Regions from separate parts of the Homo sapiens genome. Here region 2 is linked to region 1. Evidence: chromatin loops called from intact Hi-C (ENCODE). Cell type or tissue: Panc1. All regions are shown on one strand. Links, peaks and the distances in the headings refer to the core of each region. The heading gives the core; the rest is flanking DNA. Region 1 overlaps DOCK10 (dedicator of cytokinesis 10). Region 2 holds the start of LOC105373910 (a long non-coding RNA gene).

Region 1 (8,000 bases), core at 1-8,000:
TACAGGCGTGAGCCACCGCACCCGGCCAGCCTTTAGAATTTCTAAACACTGAAAAGATTAAAGCTTCCACAGCAACTTGTAATTCAAATAAAAACTACACTAACCCACAATACAGAATGCCTAAATATATACCAAGTAGTATATATTGATATAGCTTTGTTGTGGCTTTTTTATTTCAAAAGTTTTGGATACATTTACTGAAGGCAGACGCTTGTCACAGTTTAGACATCAGTGCTACTGATAGGCTGTAGCCTATTCCAGGATGGCCCAGCTCTCAAAGCGGGTTACTGATCATTTCCTCCAGAATGCCCTTGCTCACCTCCCCTGCAGCCAGCCTTAGGAGCCCCCACTGGGTGCTCTTGTTTCATTTCTCCTGCTCCGCTCATCTGAAATTCTTGCCTTACTTGGCTCTTTCTCCTACCAGACTGTGAGCACCTTGAGGGCAAGAATCATGTTTCATTTGCATTACCAGTACCCAGAACAGTGCCCAGCCCCTAGCAGGGCCTCACTAAAAGTGTGTTGAGGAAATGAAAGGATGACTAGCTCACAGCATAGATCTAGAGAGCACATCGAGGGATATTGGAGACCGACATCTGCATTCGTTTTACAGATGAAGAATATGAATCCCAGAGTGGTTTAGAATCTTTCCCCAAAGCACACGATAAGAGCTGTTAACCCTGAAACAATTGAAGGTAGACTCAGAGAGGAAAGTTCAGAGTGCCTTGTGCCTTTCCCAAGGCACTGACCCCATCACCCTTCACACTTACAACCTTAAGGGAATAGGTATGCAAAGCAACTCTTTTGACAATTTCTCCTCTGGTTGACTTCTGTTAATGGAGAATAAAGAGATGGAAATCTCTTCTTGGCAAACATTTCCCAGTTAGCACATGTTGGGTACTTCTCTGCAGGACTGAAATAACTCTTGATTCCTACTGATCCAGCCCTATAAAGGGGCCTGTGCTGGAACAGGTGCCACATGTGTGGCCCGGCTACCTGCACCTACTTGTCAGGATCGTCCGCCGCTTGCACTGCTCCGCCACCCCACCGTGCTTCTTGCCCGACAGCGTGAAGGGTGTCTCGAAGACAAAGCGGTTGATGTTGTGGTGCATTTCGAAATCTGTCTTCCGGTCTTCGATTTCCTTTTCCTCAAAGAACGGCGTCACATAGGTCACCTGGATGTAGGCATATTTGGGGTCCAAATCCTTGGGGTTTACCTGTGTTAACAGATTATGGGCAAAGTGAGTGGTGTGCCCTGGAGCGCTCTGAAAGCGGGAAGCTCCCATTCCCTCAGCTTGCATCCAGAGGAGGCTGTGCCTCTCCCCTTGGAGAAAAATGGGCAGTCACATCATTTCAGAGCTGGGCAGGATCACAGAGAGAGTAAAGGCTGGACTGCAGCTGAGCAGCCAGGTCTGTAGGGGTGGAATTAGAGCCAGCATACCAAGTAGGTGAGGCTCTTCCAGATGTGCCTGGCTGTGGCATGTTATTTAGTCTTTTATTTTCTCTCTTCTCTGTAATGAATGTTCAATCGCCTTTGTCTGGAATGCAAACTTCTTTTATTTTTCATTTTATTTATATTATTATTATTATTTTTTGAGACAGGGTCTTGCTCTGTCTCCTAGGCTGGAGTGCAGTGGCACGATCTCGGCTCACTGCAACCTCCCCCTCCTGGGTTCAAGTGATTTTCCTGCCTCAGCTTCTCTAGTAGCTGAGATTACAGGCATGTGCCACCACACCTAGCTAATTTTTGTAGTTTTAGTAGAGAGAGGGTTATGCTCTGTTGGCCAGGCTGGTCTCAAACTCCTGGCCTCAAGAGATCTGTCCTCTTGGCCTCCCAAAGTGCTGGGATTAGAGCCAAGGGCCACTGCACCCAGCCCTAGAATGCAAGCTTCTTGAGAGTAATTCAAATGAAAACTTTTAAAAAATATCTTTTGGTCCCTCTATGATTTTACCCATGTATCTAGACTGAGGCCACTGGCTTTGGGCTTGTGCCGAGGAGGGAGATTCCTTGTTTAATTTAGCAGATTAGCTGATAAGCCTATTACATGATTGCAAAATTTTATAGTTTTAAGGTCAGGTTCCTTCTCTTATCTGTAACAAGTCATCCCATGCATTTTTTTTTTTTTTTAAACAAACTGCTTTGGTGAGTGAGTTTGACAAATAGCAAGGAAGACAGGCTGGGGGTACTAAGAAAATCCAGGAAATTGCACTTGCTCTCCCTTGGAGTTGGAAGAGCTGGAGTTCTCAGCTTTTCTAATGAAACCTCAAAGAATTTTAAAACTTCTTCCAATTTTCTCCATCTGTCTACCCATCCACTGCCTATCCAGTCCCAGAGATTTGAGGGACCTCCTGAATTTATTTTGTAATGCTACTACTAATTACACTGTAAGGCGGGTATAATTGTAACCATTTTACATCAAAAATAGAGGTTTCGAGTGACCAGCTAATTTCTCTAAGATCATCAGCTGATAAGTGGTGGGATGGTGGAATGAATTCTTAAGTTGTTCTGATACCAAATTTGGCATTTTCTCATCCCCCCACGCTGCCCCAGGAACTCTGTGTATACTTTCTACCTAGGAGAGCCACTAATAAAGTAGTTCCAGCTGCCTGCCTTCCTGGGGAAGGTGACTATAGCTAAGAAGGAGAATGATGAACACATTCACAGAAATTTCTGCCCAGACTCAAGGATTTCATGCCCAGATGCCTCCAAACTTGAGCTTGTAAAAGAGGACAGAAAAAAAAAAAAAGAACTCTTCTGTAGCCCAATAGAACTGTATGCCATTGGGCACAAACCACCTTTTCCAGCTGCATCTTCTGCCACACTCTTCTATCCAAACTGTGTTTCAAAGACCTGCCATTCTCTAAACATATCTCCCTCTTTCATTCCTCCCCATCATTGCATGTGCTGGGCTTCTCAGCATGCCCTTTGCTTCCAGAAAACTAACTCAAACATCATCCCTTCTATGTAATGCTGCCCAACTAAGAATGAGCTGTTAAGGAAGGTCCCTGCCCTGAGCTTTCCTTGTACAACTTGGACTTTGACTCTCTGGTGACACTTTATTGTAATCTATTTAATTGGCTGTTTGCACAGGTCCTTCTCTTCTTAGCCCCATGTGAACTGTGAGCTCCAGAAGGAAAAGACCCTGTGCGCCTCATCTCTCAGTTCTGGGCTTGGCATTCAGCAGGCATTTGATAGAGGTTGGCTAACTGAACGACAGTGTGTAAGAAGATGCTGAGTAATCTAAAAGAAGAGGTAAGTATTTGCTTTCTGGAGCCAAGAGGAAGGTAACTGAATGTTCAAAGGTTAATGTAATGTAATGTAATGTAAAGTATGGCGTAGTGTGATGGTTAATATTAAATGTCAACCTGATTGGATTGAAGGATGCAAAGTATTGTTCCTGGGTGTGTCCGTGAGGGTGTCGCTAAAGGAGATTAACATTTGAGTCAGTGAACTGGGAGAGGCAGACCTGCCCTCAATCTGGGTTGGCACCATCAAATCAGCTGCCAGTACAGCTAGGATAAAAGTAGGCAGAGGAATGTGGAAGGATTAGACTGGCTAAGACCCTGGCCTCCATCTTTCTCCTGTGCTGGATGCCTCCTGCCTTCTAACATCAGACTCCAAGTTCTTCAGCTTTTGGACTCTTGGACTTACACGAGTGATCTGCCAGGGGCTCTTGGGCCTTCAGTCACAGATTGAAGGCTGCACTGTCAACTTCCCTACTTTTGATGTTTTGGGACACAAAACTGGTTTCCTTGCTCCTCAGCTTGCAGACAGCCTATTGTGGGACTCCACCCTGTGATCGTGTGAGTCAATACTCCTTAATAAACTCCCTTTCATATATACATCTATTCTGTTAGTCCTGTTCCTCTAGAGAACCCTGACTAATACGCCTGGGAAGACTTCCTTAACTGAATAAATATTTTCAACTTGCTGTTTTCTCCAATTCCACCACTGAGCCCAATTACTTTCAGGCTTTGATTGCTATTCAAATGCAAATAACCAATGGAGACGTAGAGAATTTACTAAGCTCTTTTTAAAAGTTACCCAAATAAACACATATAATGTTTTTGACCCTCCTCCCCTCAAATTACCAACCAACAGGCAAACAAGCAAAACATCTAAAATCGTTTTTGTAGTTTACTTTGCATCGTCAGGCAGAAAATGAAAACTTAATGTAGTTAAAGAATAAAAAACTCAGTCAATTCTTAGCACTTGCATGAATACTGATTTTCCTCTACCTTGTTGGAATCCTGGATTATCTTCACATTGTCTGCTCCAAATTTATCTGCATAGAGCTTGAGTAATCTTTGGGAAATCTCGGACAGACCTGTCAGCTTAGGCTCTTTATAAATATACTCTTTACCTTCTTCTTCTTCAAAAAAGCCCTATGGAACATAATGAACCACCAATTTTATTAGACAATGCTAATCATAAATCAAAAGCAAAACAAAAAGCCATTTACTTAAAAAACATATACAGTTTTTGGTTGTCATCTAATCCATTGGTTAACACCCTATAAAATTCAAAATCGGAGAAGAAAACACAGTGAGAAAATAAAGTATCATCTTATAATCAGACATTAATGTAAATATTTCCTAGCCAGGCCAAAGAAACTCATGAAATATCTTACAAATATTATTTTCTCTATTTGTAGAACTCAATGGTACTACCTACTTGCATATATTTTGGGGGAAGAATGCCCTCTTGTGGCAGCTTGGGGTAGAACACGAAATATGGAGCAATTTTTGGCAGCATTCAAAGAGCAGTCAGTATCATTTTTAATAAGATCTCCTGTAAGTCTTTGAAACTAACATAAGAAATGGTGTATGGCATGTAAAGCTATTTAAATGGGCTGACGTGCATCCCACATAATCTTAGATGAAAAACCACAACACTTTATGTAGTTGTCGTAACAGAAATTACATGTGTTATGCTCCCAAGTACTGCTATTTAAAAAATAACTTTACATCAACATGACTTCAGGGACCTCCTGAAACTTACCTATATGTAACTTAATCATGCAATTCACCTTACTAAGAGATCTTTTACATTCTTGAAAAGGAAGACATTATAGGATTAAAAATAGCAATCATATCATCATTTTTATTCCACAAGAGCAAGTAGGTTTTAGCCTCTATTAATTTATTTGTCTGGTTTGAAGCAGGGGGAAGGGAAGATTCTATTAGCTGCAGATAACTAAGTGAAGCAATCTTTATAATTCCTTCTCTTTGAAGAGACACAGAAGCATATTTCCTGTGGAATACATGTGGCCTCAGAATACTAGATTAAGTTCGGAGTTAAGAACCCAAGGATATCTGGTTTCTTTTTTTTTTTTTGGCAGAGTCTTGCTCTGTTGCCCAGGCTGGAGTGCAGAGGTGTGACCTTGGCTCACTGCAACCTCTGCCTCCTGGGTTCAAGCGATTCTCCTACTTTGGCCTCCCAAGTAGCTGGGACTGCAGATGTGTACCACCACGCCCGGCTAATTTTTGTGTTTTTAATTAAGGTGGAGTTTCGCCATGTTGGCCAGGCTGGTCTCAAACTCTTGACCTCAGATGATCCACCCACCTCGGCCTCCTAAAGTGCTGGGATTACAGGCTATATCTGGTTTCTTCTAATTGTAGAGTTGACCCATAAGGAAATGCCTTTTGAGGTCTGGGTGAAGACACTGGATGTCAAAAGGAAACTTACCCATATTAAAAAATCAGTTTTGACTATTTAAAAATATTAATTGTTAAAAAAAGCATAGGCAAAGTGTTCCAGTGCTATTATTTTTTCATGGTGAGACAATATAAGAATATTGATTAAACTCACATCTGTATGATGCTTTATACTTCAAAAGCACTTTCATACATGTAAATAGGATCATCTTTAACAGGGTAATTTTTATTCTAAGTGGGCTGTGGCTGTACCTTTGCAGAAGCCAATGAACAAGGTCTACTCCATAGCAGAATTCTTGGCAATCAGGTAATCACCTGCTTCCTTGCACATCTCCCTAATTGACTTTGGGCTTTCTAAAGGTGGGAAATGTGTCTTCAACATTGCATGCCCAGTGTTTAGCACAATGCCTGGTCTTTAGGAGGAGGTCACTCTATTTGTTGAACAAGCAGATGAATGAAAGAGTTCTTAAAGGGCACACATCTTAAAAAGGCGTATGTGTACCAGGCATAACTGGAAAATAGTCCACGGCTTTAAATAAAGATGTTTTTATTGAACAATTTCTTCGAGAAATGTTCAAGACAAAATGCAAGTAATTATAAATGCCTTGACCCCAAACTGCTACAAAGTGTCATATGATGTTGAAAGCATGTAAAGCAGCTCCTGTCATTCCTGTAGACTTTGTAGGGGTAGTGAGGTCTGACTCCACTCCCACATGACTTCCAGCCTGCTATGTTTTTTTTCTGTTGCTGTCTTTGTGGAGTTTTGTCTGATTCAAGGTCAGGAGTTAGTGGCTACAATTGACAGACTGACACATCAGAGAAATAAGGCTTCTGAAGCTTTCAGGCGAATCCTCATGGGGCTAAAGCTGAAGCAACATTTGCAACTTCAATTTCAAGTAGAAAAATGTCTCTAAGGTTCAGGAAAAGATTTTTTCTTTTTCACCATAGTGTGAAAACTAGTACAAAGACACATTTTCACTGTAAAATTTTTCCCCTGACAAATTTCCGAATCTAGAGTGAGCAGAAAATGAGTGGTGGGAGGCAGGTAAAAATTGTCATCATCGGCTGGGTGCGGTGGTTCACGCCTGCAATCCCAGCACTTTGGGAGTCCGAGGTGGGCGGATCACAAAGTACAAGAGATCGAGACCATCCTGGCCAACACAGTGAAACCCCGTCTCTCTAAAAATACAAAAATTAGCTGGGCATGGTGACACACGCCTGTAGTCCCAGCTACTCAGGAGGCTGAGGCAGGAGAATCGCTTGAATCCAGGAGGCGGAGGTTGCAGTGAGCCAAGTTCGAGCCACTGCACTCCAGCCTGGGTGACACAGTGAGACTCTGTCTAAAAAAAAAAAAAATGTATTGCGGCCTTGCTCATAACCTGTGACTTTCTTTCATCCCTCCTCCTTGGGCTGTGGGATGGGAAAATTCAGACTCAGCAACCTACTTACTGGGAGGCTGTAAGGACCGCGCTTGGTAAACAGATGGCCTTTGGTGAGTGCTAGCTATGTTGAGGATGGTAATGATCATGACGCTGGTGGTGATGACAACAATGATGAAAAATCTCTGTATCTATAAAGCAATTTGAGTTCTGGCTTTTATGCAGCTTAACTCAGTTTTCAGTGCTCGAAAATACATACTTTCAGCTTCTCTTGCCTGGGCAACTGAGTTTTTCTTATTATAAAAGGTCTGTTGAAGCTCATTACAATATTTTGGCAAGTGATCAATTGGTGATTGGAACCTTTTTCTAAAGAGCTTGGAAATGTAAACCTGTTTTGTAAAATGAATAAGAAGGAGATGGAGGAGCAGAATAAACCATTTACTCTGCTGTCCACTGGGGTTTCTGTAAAGAGTTTTGAAGCCAGACAAATGGCAGCTCTGAAAATGTTTGGAATGCATGCTTACCTTATACCCAGGGAAACTATCAAAGCAAAGCCCACTGAGCTACAGACACTATCTGAAGGAAGGCTTCAATTTCAGCTCTGTCTATGATATAAATGATTTACAAACAGGGACACAGAGTTATGAAAACCAGGGTCAGTTTCTCTTTTGCTTTAGCCCCAAGGTTATAAGCTGACTGCATTTCAAGGCAATGGGAAATGTGATCTCTGCACTTCCCTTGCTAGTTTGATTTTTAAAATGTCATTTTGCAATGCAGTAAACACCTTCTTCTGCTCTGGTCAAGAAAGAACACACACTAGTTAAACAAGGACTGCATGGATTATGAAACTTTAAGGCAATACATTATGGTAAAAATGTACTTCAATAAACTGACAACTAAAAGCATTGACTCCTCCTCAGATGCTTTTGCAGGTACTTCAGAATCTTGCAATGTCCCTGGATCATC
Region 2 (11,493 bases), core at 1,469-9,468, 99 kb before region 1:
AAAATTAGCTGAGTGTGGTGGCGGGCACCTGTAATCACAGCTACTAGGGAGGCTGAGGCAGGAGAATCACTTGAACCCAGGAGGTGGAGGTTGCAGTGAGCCGAGATCGTGCCACTGCACTCCAGCCTGGGCAACAGAGTGAGACTCTGTCTCAAAATAATAATAATAATAATAAAAAATAAAAAATAAAAAATGTAGGAAAAAACACATATCGTAAAATGTACTGTCTTAACCGTTTTTAAGTGCATATTTCAGTAGTCGTAAGTATATTTACATTATTGTGAAACAGATCTCCAGAACATTTTCTTCCTGGAGAATTAAAACTCTCTACTTGTTAAACAATAACTCCCCTTTGCCTTCTCCTCCTAGCCCCTGGTAACCAACACTCTCCTTTCTATGTCTGTGAATTTGACTACTTTAGATACCTCATAGAGCTGGAATCATAGAGTATGTGTTCTTTTGTGAGTAGCTTATTTCACTTAGCATAGTGTGTTCAAGGTTCATTTGTGTTGTAGCATGTAACAACATGCTTCCTTCCTTTTAAAGACTAAATAATATTCCAAAAAGATGAAAGAACAGGGAAAAGGGCTGGCCCAGCTTTGTGGTCTGATTGTAACTGTATTAATCCGAGATCTCAGCTGGGCCTGCAGTGTCCAAGATGTGCTGCTCTCCTCCTCCAGGGCCCCTTTCCACGTGGTATCTCATGATTCAAGTCTAGCCCAGCCTTCTTTGTAGCATGGTAGATAGCTTCCAAGGAGGAGCTTTCCAAGCGGTCAAGTCCCAGTGTCCAAGCACTTATCAAACTCTGTTTGCATCATGCTTGATAATTTCCCATTGGATAAAGCAAGTCATATCACCAAGGCTTGAGGTGACATGGAAGGGACAAACTACAGAAAGGCATGAACACCATTAGGTAAGGATCCTTGGGGGCTACCAATGTAGCAATGAACTACACCTACTCTGTTCCTTCTTTTTCCACAGCTCTTATCACTTAACAATTTTTATTGAATTTTTAAATTTTTTTGTAGAGACGGGGTCTCACCATGTTGCCCAGCCTGGTCTCAAACTCTTGGCCTCAAGCGATTGTCCTGCCTTGCCCTCCCAAAATGCTGGGATTACAGGCATGAGCCACCATGCCCAGCCCACCTATCGCTTTTTAATGTGCTCTATACTTTACTTCTTTATTTTGTCTGATATCCATTGTCTGACTCATCAATAGAATATAAGTTTCAGGGCTGAGCTCGGTGGCTCACATCTGTAATTTCAATGCCTTGGGAGGCTGAAGTGGAAGGATCACTTGAGGCTAGGAGTTTGAGGCCAGCCTGGGCAACATGGTGACATCCAAGTTCTACCATCCCTCTCAAAATTAGCCAGGTGTGGTGTTGTGTACCTGTAGTCCCAGCTACTTGGGAGGCTGAGGTAGGAGTATTGCTTAAGTCCAGGAGTTGGATGCTGCAGTGAGCTATGATCACACCTCTGCACTCCAGCCTGGGCAACAGAGTAAGACCCTATTTCTGAGAAAAAAAAAAAAAAAGAATATAAGTCTCAAGAGAACATAGAACTTTGTTTTGTTTAGTATTTTTAATGAATGCATGTTTGAAAAGATTATAAAATTGACATAAAATAAGAATGAACAAATTTACTCACAGCATAATATAACTTTTCCTATTAATAAGTCAAAGTATATTAAAAAGAATAGGCCAAATACTGGGTTAATCCTCCCTCTTGTTAGATAATAACAATCATCTTGTTTGGAAATCATGCATCCTTCATCCATCTAGTATTTGTTGAGAGCTCTTAGGTCCCAGGAAATAGGGAAAGAGTGGAGAACAGGATGGACACGGTGCCTGCTCTCTTGGGGCTTAGGTACTACTGGTGAAGGCAGAGAAAAACAGGTGAGCAGATCAAACGATTATGAATTAGGAAAAGAGTTACAAAGTAAATAAGAAAAATGGTGGGAGGTACTCACTTCATATAGGTTGCTTGGGGCCAGCTTGCCTGATAAAGTGGCATTTAAGCTGAGATCTAAAAGGTAGGAATAAATTAGTGTATTAGTCCATTCTCACACTGCTGATAAGAACATCCCCTGAGACTGGATAATTTATAAAGGAAAGAGGTTTAATTGACTCACAGTTCGGCATGGCTGGGGAGGACTCAGGAAACTTACGATCATGGCAGAAGGGGAAACAAACATATCCTTCTTCACATGATGGCAGCAAGGAGAAGTGCAGAGTGAATGGAGAGCAAGGAGAAGGCAGAGGGTAAGCCCCTTATAAAATAATTAGATCTCATAAGAACTCACTCACCATCATGAGAATAGCATGGATGTAACGGCCCCCATGATTCGATTACCTCCCACTGGGTCCCTCCCATGACACGTGGAGATTATGGGAACTATAGTTCAAGATGAGATTTGGGTGGGGACACAGCTAAACCATATTAACTAGCTACCTGAAAAGTGGAGGAGGAGAGTTCCCAGCAGAGGGAAAAGCTTGTATGAAGACTTGTTAAAGCCAGAAACCTAAGAGTCCTTGTGATGCCCATCTAGCTATCAGCAGGTATTGTCAATTCTGTGTTCAAATCTACCTTCGCCTCTTACCTAGACTCCTTCCTACCTGGTCTACCTGCCTTCAGACTTACTTTTTCTCATTCCTTTCTATATAGTAGCAAAAAAAAAAAAATCTTTGAAAATATAAAACAAAAGATTTTTTAAAAAATCATTTGAAAGGCTTCCCACTATACTTTGAGGGGAACAAAAGCCCAATTTTTTTCATAGTCTGTGGCCTATTAAGTCCTATGCGTGTTATAACCTCTACCTGCCCTCAAATTCAGGTAGTTCCCCTATTTTACAGGTAGCTAAACTGTGGAACAAAGAGGTCAAGACACTCATCACAGGTAACATAGCTAGGGAGTAGCAGAGGCAGGATTGAAGTCTGGTAATGATTCCAGACTTTAGGAGTACAACTAAAGTTTCATTCCTCTTTATATGAGAAAGAATATTTAAACGCTGCCCTCAATGAGCCTAGCATTGTTTAATGGCTTAATAGACAGTAACTCTTTCAATCCTCAGAACAACCTTCTGAGGTAGGTATTACTGTCATTACCATTTTACAGAAGAGAAAAGCTATGTTCTCTATGTTTACAGAAGAGAAAAGCAATAAAAAGGAGAAACTGAGTTAGGCTCCAGGAAGTCTCACTCCAGAGGCCACACTCTTAACCACTAAATTACCTATGTTGGTTGTATTACTAAATAAAGTGTAGGGAACAGTTTTGACTTTTTAATGGATATTTTTTAAATGAAAAGACAACACGTATAAAAGAAAGTGTAAAAGGCTGGGCGCGGTGGCTTACGCCTGTAATCCCAGCCCTTTGGGAGGCTGAGGCAGGCAGATCGCTTGAGCCCAGGAGTTGGAGCCCATCCTGGCCAACATGGTGAAACCCCATCTCTACTAAAAATTACAAAAATTAGCCAGGCGTGGTGGCGTATGTTTGTAATCCCAGCTGCTTGGGAGGCTGAGGCACGAGAATCTCTTGAGCCCAGGAGGCAGAGGTTGCAGTGAGCCGAGATGGCGCCACTTCACTCCAGCCTGGGTGATGGAGCGAGACTCTGTTTCAAAAAAGAAAAAAAAAAAAAAGAAGGTGTAAAAATCAAGAGTGGACAGATTGATGACTTATCAAAGTGGACAAATCCATGAGCACTGCTCTGGTCAAGCAGTAGAACGTTATAGAGGCCAGCAGCCCACCCCATGCCCCTCCTAGTCACTGCCCCTCCCTCCTGCTCACAGGTAATCACTCTCCCGACTTCTAAAACTGTAGCCGAGTTTTGTCTGTTTTTGACTTACTATAAATGGAAAGATAAAATTTGCCTTTTTTTTTTTTTTTTGAGACGGCGTCTGGCTTTGCCACCCAGGCTGGAGTGAGTGGCACGATCTCGGCTCACTGCAGGCTCCGCCTCCTGGGTTCCCATCATTCTCCTGCCTCAGCCTCCGGAGTAGCTGGTACTACAGGCGCCCATCACCACGCCCAGCTAATTTTTTGTATTTTTAGTAGAGATGGGGTTTCACAATGTTAGACAGGATGGTCTCGATCTGCTGACCTCGTGGCCTCCCAAGTGATGGGATTACAGGCGTGAGCCACCACGCCCGGGCCAAAATTTTCCTTTTTTTAGGACAAAAGTGTGTCCTGTCTGCGCGCGGTGGCTCACGCCTGTAATCCCAGCACTTTGGGAGGCCGAGGCAGGTGGATCACGAGGTCACGAGGTCGAGACCATCCTGGCTAACATGGTGAAACCCCATCTCTACTAAAAAAGAAAAATACAAAAAATGAGCCGGGCATGGTGGCGGGCGCCTGTAGTCCCAGCTACTCGGGAGGCTGAGGCAGGAGAATGGCGTGAACCCCGGAGGCGGAGCTTGCAGTGAGCCGAGATTGTGCCACTGCACTCCAGCCTGGGAGACAGAACCAGACTCCGTCTCAAAAAAAAAAAAAAAAAAAAAAAAAAAAAAAAAAAAAGAAAGTGTATCCTAATTTGGAACACATGGGTCATTCAGTGGGAATTAGAACAACCTAGTGGAAATTGCCTCTAAATGCTGAGGAGAAACCACTGTGCCCGTGCAGTGTACTATAGGGCTGAGCTTGGAATAAACTTCCCTGGATTTGCCAGTGACAGGTGGTACAGTCAGCCTGGAAAATAAATGAAAATGAGGTAAAAATGAAATTTTGAAGGAGGCATCTCGAGAATGCATGAACAGAACTGGAAAAAAATGCCACATGGAATTAATAATGTGGGAAAATGAGAGGTTAACTCTCTACCAAGGACAAATTGTAATGGGCAATTGCAAGGTAAGACATTTATGGAAAGATCACTTGTTTACTTGTGATGTTTGGGAAGTGAGGAACCATTTGGAGTGGCTCTGTCTTTTATCCATTTGCAGAAACCACAGGGGTAAGCTCTTAAAAGCCAATAATATGAAAGAGAAACTATATAATATAGCATGGCTTACGTGATGCAATAAAAAAGATTAAGGGGTTGCACAAGCTTGCAATTGTCAGTTAATCACTAGCTGCATGAGTGATGAAAGGGACTTTATAATCCAACGCCTGCAGTTTATAGAGACCCAGCCTTGTTAAGTGAACAGAGGCACAGTTAACCAGGGCACGCCCTGAGAAGGGACAGGGTTGGGGCTACAGCCTTGGTATTGGGAAGGTTCAGTTCTTCACCCTATATTGAACTTTCTTATGAGGTCAAGATGTGTAGATGAAGGTTCTGGTCTGAGATCTTAAAAAGGTAAGCTAAAATCTTATTCTGGGGTGATTTTGCCTACTATTTATTCTCCCTCGTGAAAGATCAAGGGGCCCTGGTAGTAGGAAAATAGCTTCTGTGGGTTTGGGGATGGGATGACTACTTGCACCTGGAATGTAAATTATTCTTCCATTTCCCTGTAGACTTTACTCTCGGTTCTTTGAAAATTGCCTCCATCTCACCCTTCAACCTTTCCTAAAACTGGACCTAATTTTTCTCCATTTAGCACTTAATGGATTTTTTTCCTCAAAACTTATTACAGTAGTATTTGTGTGTGTGTGTGTGTGTGTGTGTGTGTGTGTTTATAGACAGAGTCTCACTCTGTCACCCAGGATGGAGTGCAGTGGCACAATCTTGGCTCATTGCAAACTCTGCCTTCCAGGTTCAAGTGATTCTCGGGCCTCAAGCAATTCTCGTGCTTCAGCCTCCTGAGTAGCTGGGATTACAGGCATGTGCTAAAACACCTGGCTAACGTTTTTGTATTTTTAGTAGAGATGGGGTTTCACCATGTTGCCCAGGCTGGTCTCAAATTCCTGGCCTCAAGGGATCCACCCACCTTGGCCTCCCAAAGTGCTGGGATTGCAGGCATGAGTCACCGTGCCCAGTATTTATGTGTTTTTTGTTTGTTTGTTTCTGTTTGTTTTTAAATCTCTTGCTTCGTTAGGAAATCTCTTTGTCTGTGTCCCCAGCTATACTCTAAAATCCAGCCAGTCAGGGACCAGTCTGTCCAGTTCACTGCAGTAATCCCTGTGTGGCTGCAGCACTTCACCCATAGTGAGTGCTAAATTAAGATTTCCTGGGGCCAGGCACAGTGACTCACGTGTGTAATTCTAGCATTTTGGAAGGCCAAGGTGGGAGGATCACTTGAGCCCAGGAGTTCAAGACCAGCTTGGGCAACAAAGTGAGACGCCTTCTCTACAAAAAAATTTAAAAATTAGCTGGGTGTGATGGTGCACACCTGTAGTCCCAGCTACTTGAGAGGCTGAGGTGGGTGGATCTCTTGAGCCTAGGAGGTTGAGGCTGCAGTTAGCTATGGTAACTCCACAGCACACCAGCTTGCGTGGCAGAGCAAGATCCTGCCTTGAAAAAAAAAAAAAAAAAGATTTCCTGAATAAATGAAATGGCCTTTCTGAAAAGGATAGGTGACCACCGTATGTCCCTGAATGTCTGGCTCTAGTACAGGCAAATTGCTGTTAAAATAAGGCTGTAGGCCAGGCGTGGTGGCTCACTCCTGTAATCCCAGCACTTTGGGAGGCTGAGGAGGGTGGATCACCTGAGGTCGGGAGTTCAAGACCAGTCTGGCCAACATGGTGAAACCCCGTCTCTACAAAAATACAGAAATTAGCCGGGCATGATGGCGGGTGCGTGTAATCCCAGCTACTCAGGAGGCTGAGGTGGGATAATTGCTTGAACCTGGGAGGCAGAGGTTGCAGTGAGCCGAGATCGCGCTGTTGCACTCCAGCCTGGGTGACAGAGCAAGATTCTGTCTCAAAAATGAATGAATGAATCAATAAATAAATAAATAAATAAATAAGGCTGTAACATACATTTGGGCTTTCAAAAGCTATGTTTCTATTGTATCAGCAGTTTTGAGTATTCTTGGTACTTTTAGCTATCTGTATATGGCCCCTCAGTTTGGAAAGCAAGAGAAGCTGTGGAGGATAACACACCTGAGTCCTCTCATTGAATCCTTCTTAAAATCTGTCTAGTCCCAAAAGTGTAGGTTCTTCCAATGTGTTCAAAATCTGGCATGTTTTGCTGAGTGGATTCATCTTGGGGAAACTTAGTGGTCCACTTCAGTGGAATTTTGTTTGTATTTCCCGGGATTTTGTTTTTATTTTTTGAATCAAAGTGAACTTGAGATGCCTCTAGAGCTTCCTCACTGGCCTGGAAATTCTCGGGGACACATGCAATTATTGAGGATCCTCCAACCTAGAGTCAGTCTGCAATTAGATCTTCTATAGCAGATATCATCAAGCCCAGAGAGCCCTGTGCTCTCTCCTCCTTGTCCAGACCAATGTGTGGAGAATGGAGGAAGAATTATTTTAAGATGGATACATGTATGGCCATGATTTTTGTGGCTTGGGAGGCAGCATCAAATAGTGGCTAGTTCCACAGGAGTCAGACTGCCTGAATTCAAACCCTGTCTGTGTTACTTAGTGTCAGTATGACTTTGGGAAAGTGATTGCTGTGATCAGAATGTTTGTGTCTCCCTCTAAATTATTATTATTTTTTTAAGACAGAGTCTCGCTCTTGTTGCCCAGGCTGGAGTGCTGGAGTGCAATGGCACAATCCAGGCTCACTATAACCTCCACCTCCTGGGTTCAAGTGATTCTCCTGCCTCAGCCTACCGAGTAGCTGGGACTGCCCACCACCACACCCAGCGAATTTTTGTATTTTCAGTAGAGACAAGGTTTCCCCATGTTGGCCAGGCTGGTCTTGAACTCCTGACCTCAGGTGATCCACCCGCCTCGGCCTCCCAAAGTGCTGGGATTACAGGCATGAGCCACCATGTCTGGCCCCCTCTAAATTCATATATTGAAATCCTAACCCCCAAAGTGATGGTATTAGGGGTGGGATATAAGGAGGTAGTCCATTTCTGCTGCTACAAGAGAATACCTGTGACTGGGTAATTTATAATGAACAGCAATTAATTTCTTACCGTTTTCAAGGCTGGGAATTCCAAGATCCAGGGCTTGGTCTCCAGCAAGGGTCTTCTTGCTGCATCATCCCACGGTAGAAGGTGTAAGATCCAAGACAGCGAGAGAGAGAGAGAGAGAGAGAGAGAGACAAAAGGGGCCAAACTCATTCTTTTATAAGGAACCCACTCCCATGACAACAAAGCCATACCCTAATAATGGCATTAATCCATTCATGAAAATAGACCCTCATGGCCTAATTACCTCTTAAAGGTCTCACCTCATAATACTGTTAAGATAGTAATTAAATTTCAACATGAGTTTGGGAGGGGACATTCAAACTATAGAGTGGGGCCTTTAGGAGGTGACTAGGGCATAAGAATGGAGTCCTCATGAATAGAATTGTGCCCTTATTGTGCCCTTAAAGAGACCTCAGAGAGACCTTGGCCTCTTCTGCCATGTGAGGCCACAGCAAGAAGTACCATCTATGAGCCAGAGATGGGCCCTCACCAGACATTGAATGTGCCTGGATCTTGGACTTTCCAGCCTCCAGAATGGAGAGAAATAAATTCTGTTGTTTGTAAGCTACCCAGTTTATGGCACTTTGTTATAACAGCTTAAATGAATTGAGACATTGACTTTTCCTATCTGAGAATTGCCTATCAATATTGGTGTTTGAATTTTTATTTCCTGGGGTTAAATTTCCTGCCCTTAAAAGTCCCTTCCTACCCAAATTTCTAAGACCAAAATGCATTTCTGTTGCTCAAATGTGGTGAGAAGTTGCCTGGCAAACAGTGTACATGGATAGTGTCCTTAGCTGGAAAACTCCTATGTTCTGGTTTAGCATGGCTTATAGTCATCAAAGAAGCAATATTGCCTCTAGTGAAAGATATTTGGCACAATATCCAGCCCCAGGGGTATGCTACAACCCAGATGGCTGAGATCTCTAGCAGGACAGCAGGTGCACATGCAGGCAAGCAGGATTACTCTGAAATAGGGCTAGAGGCATAATTTTTCATTTTATATTATTTTCTGAGCTTAATCCACAGAGTTATTTCTCCTCAAGGGAATGTGATAATACACGTTGGCAAAATAGTGCAAATGTAACTGAGACCATATGGTGGAGTATTTATTTTCTTATTAGGCAAATACGACTAATCTATTATACATAGTAAGTATCTGTTGTGAATATATTTTAATGTGAACAAAGCAATAGCTAAACTACCATTAAAAATAAGGTTGACACCATTTTTTGCATCTATTTTCATTTATTTTACCACCATCTAATATTTTTGCATTTTAAAAACATTTAAATCTAATGAACTTTTCAATTCAATTGCAATTTTTGGCTGAAATATCAATATAAAAACCTTCAAGATTGAGATAATGATTTATGTCTTGGCTCATTTATCCAATTAAAAGTCAAAGTGAGGTACAAATTAAATGATCCATATTATCAAATAACAGTTAACAGTCTCTGGGACGAGATATGAGAAGGGACATGAGACAATCACAGATTAATTGGTTCTTAGGCATCATAACATTTTTACGTATTGAATTACACTTTACGTAGATTTTGCATATGTCCTTCAACTGAATCAAAACATAAGTTGGGGAAGTTGATTTACTCCTAAAGGGACTGGTTTTTTATGTTAGACTACTGAGTGAGCTATGAATTAACTTTTAATAGTTTGAATTCTGTTTGGCTTCTGTTTTGATGAATTACTTCATCAAGCTTGACATTCTGAGGGTTTTTATGAAGATTTCTGCCTGGTATTTTTCTTTTCTCTTTGAAAAACTTTATTTTTTTGTTGAGGTATAATTTACACAGAGTAAAATGCATATATCTTAAGCACTGTGCTAGGCAGAATAATGTACTACCAAAGATTTCCACATCTGAATTCCTGAAACCTATGAATATGCTACTTTATATGACAAAAGGAAATTTGAAGATTTGCTTAAATCTCCTTGAGATAGGGAGATTATTCTGGATTATTTGTGTGGACTCAGTGTAATCACAAAGGTTCTTAAAAGCAGGAGAGAGAGGCAAAAGGGAGATCAGAATTATGTAATGTAAGACCTCCACCCATTACTGACTTTGAAGATAGAGGAAGGAGGCTGTGAGTTAAGGAATGTGGATGACTTCTAGAAGCAGGAAAAAGCAAGACAATGAATTCTCCACAGTCTTTATTTATTTTATTTTATTTCTTGAGACAGAGTCTCACTCTGTCACCCCAGGCTGGAGTGCAGTGGCACCATCTTGGCTCATTGCAACCTCCTGGGTTCAAGCCATTCTTGTGCCTCAGCCTCCCAAGTAGCTGGGATTACAGACATCTGCCACCACACCCAGCTAATTTTTTTTATTTTTAGTAGAGACAGGGTTTCACCATGTTGGCCAGGCTGGTCTTGAACTCCTGACCTCAGGTGATCCACCTGCCTTGGCCTCCCAAAGTGCTGGGATTACAGGTGTGAGCCACCACACCCAGCTACTCTTTATTTATTTATTTATTTTGAGACAGAATCTTGGTCTGTTTCCCAGGTTGGAGTGTAGTGGCACAATCTTGGCTCACTGCAACCTTTGCCTCCCAGGCTCAGGCGATACTCCCACCTCAGTCTCCCGGGTAGCTGGGACCACAGACTCACACCACCATACCCAGCTAATTTTTTGTATTTTTTCGTAGCTAAGGAGTTTTGCTATGTTGCCCAGGTTGGTCTTGAACTACTGGACTCAAGCCGTCAGCCCACCTCAGCCTCCCAAAGCTCCCCGTCTTTAGAAAGGAACGCAACCCTGCCAAAACCTTGATTTTTGCCAAGGGAAACCTTTGTTGGATTTTTGGCCTTACAGAACAGTAAGATAGTAAATTTGTATTGTTTTAAGCTACTAAGTTTGTGGTGATTTGTTATGGCAGCAATAGAAACCCAATACAACAGCAAAATAAATTTTTTGGGTGAGAGGGACAGATCCCTCATGAATGGCTCGGTACCCTCCTCACAGTAATGAGTTAGTTCTCACCCTGAGTTCACACGAGAGCTGGTTGTTTAAAGGCGCCTGGCACTTCCTCCTTGCTCTTTTGCTTCTTCCCTCTCCATGTCGTACCCTGGCTCTCCTTTTGCCTTCCGCTATGAGTGGAAACTTCCTGAGGCTCTCACCAGAAACCAAAGAGATGTTGGTGCCATGCTTGTACAGCCTGTGGAAACATAAGCCAAAATAAACCTGTTTTTTAAATTCATTACCCAGTCTTAGGTATTCCTTTATAGCAATGCAATCAGATTTATATCATGTAAAACATTTTAACCACCCTAGAAAGTTCTCTTATGCCTTTTCCCAGTCAATATCACCCATTAGAGGTATCCATTATTCTGACTTCTGTCTTCATAGATTAGTCTCTCCTCTACCTGATCTTCTTATAAATAGAATCATACCGTATGCTCTTTTGTATCTGGCTTCTTTCTTTTCACATAATGTTTTTGAAATTCATCTATCAACATCATTTTTATTGCTATGTGGTATTCCATTGTATGGATATATCACAATTTATTTGTTTGCTCTATTTC

The links. A loop is a pair of places that touch in the nucleus more often than their neighbours do. Peaks named below come from ENCODE experiments on the same cell type or tissue, not always from the same donor. Only the 100,000 strongest peaks of a DNase experiment are listed, where the experiment ranks them.
Region 2: it touches region 1 in a loop (2.3-fold over the local background); 3 of 110 quality-filtered maps call a loop at or near these places.

Annotation. Positions count from the first base shown.
Region 1 is chr2:224,773,902-224,781,901 of GRCh38, forward strand. DOCK10 (dedicator of cytokinesis 10) reads right to left here. Exons shown (of 56, transcript NM_014689.3): 51 at 4,237-4,383; 52 at 1,004-1,214. Among named protein-coding and RNA genes, the nearest start is that of CCDC195, 62 kb to the left of the region's middle. RefSeq lists an enhancer at 4,712-4,811. In Panc1, for the core only: CTCF peaks have their summits at 4,710 (motif pointing left) and 4,912; a DNase peak (open chromatin) is centred at 4,710; H3K27ac peaks cover 6,292 bases.
Region 2 is chr2:224,673,463-224,684,955 of GRCh38, forward strand. LOC105373910 (a long non-coding RNA gene) reads left to right here and starts at 5,134. Exons shown (of 3, transcript XR_923956.2): 1 at 5,134-5,284. In Panc1, for the core only: no CTCF peak of the experiment used is centred there; DNase peaks (open chromatin) are centred at 5,309, 5,479 and 6,009; H3K4me3 peaks cover 1,437 bases; H3K27ac peaks cover 7,739 bases.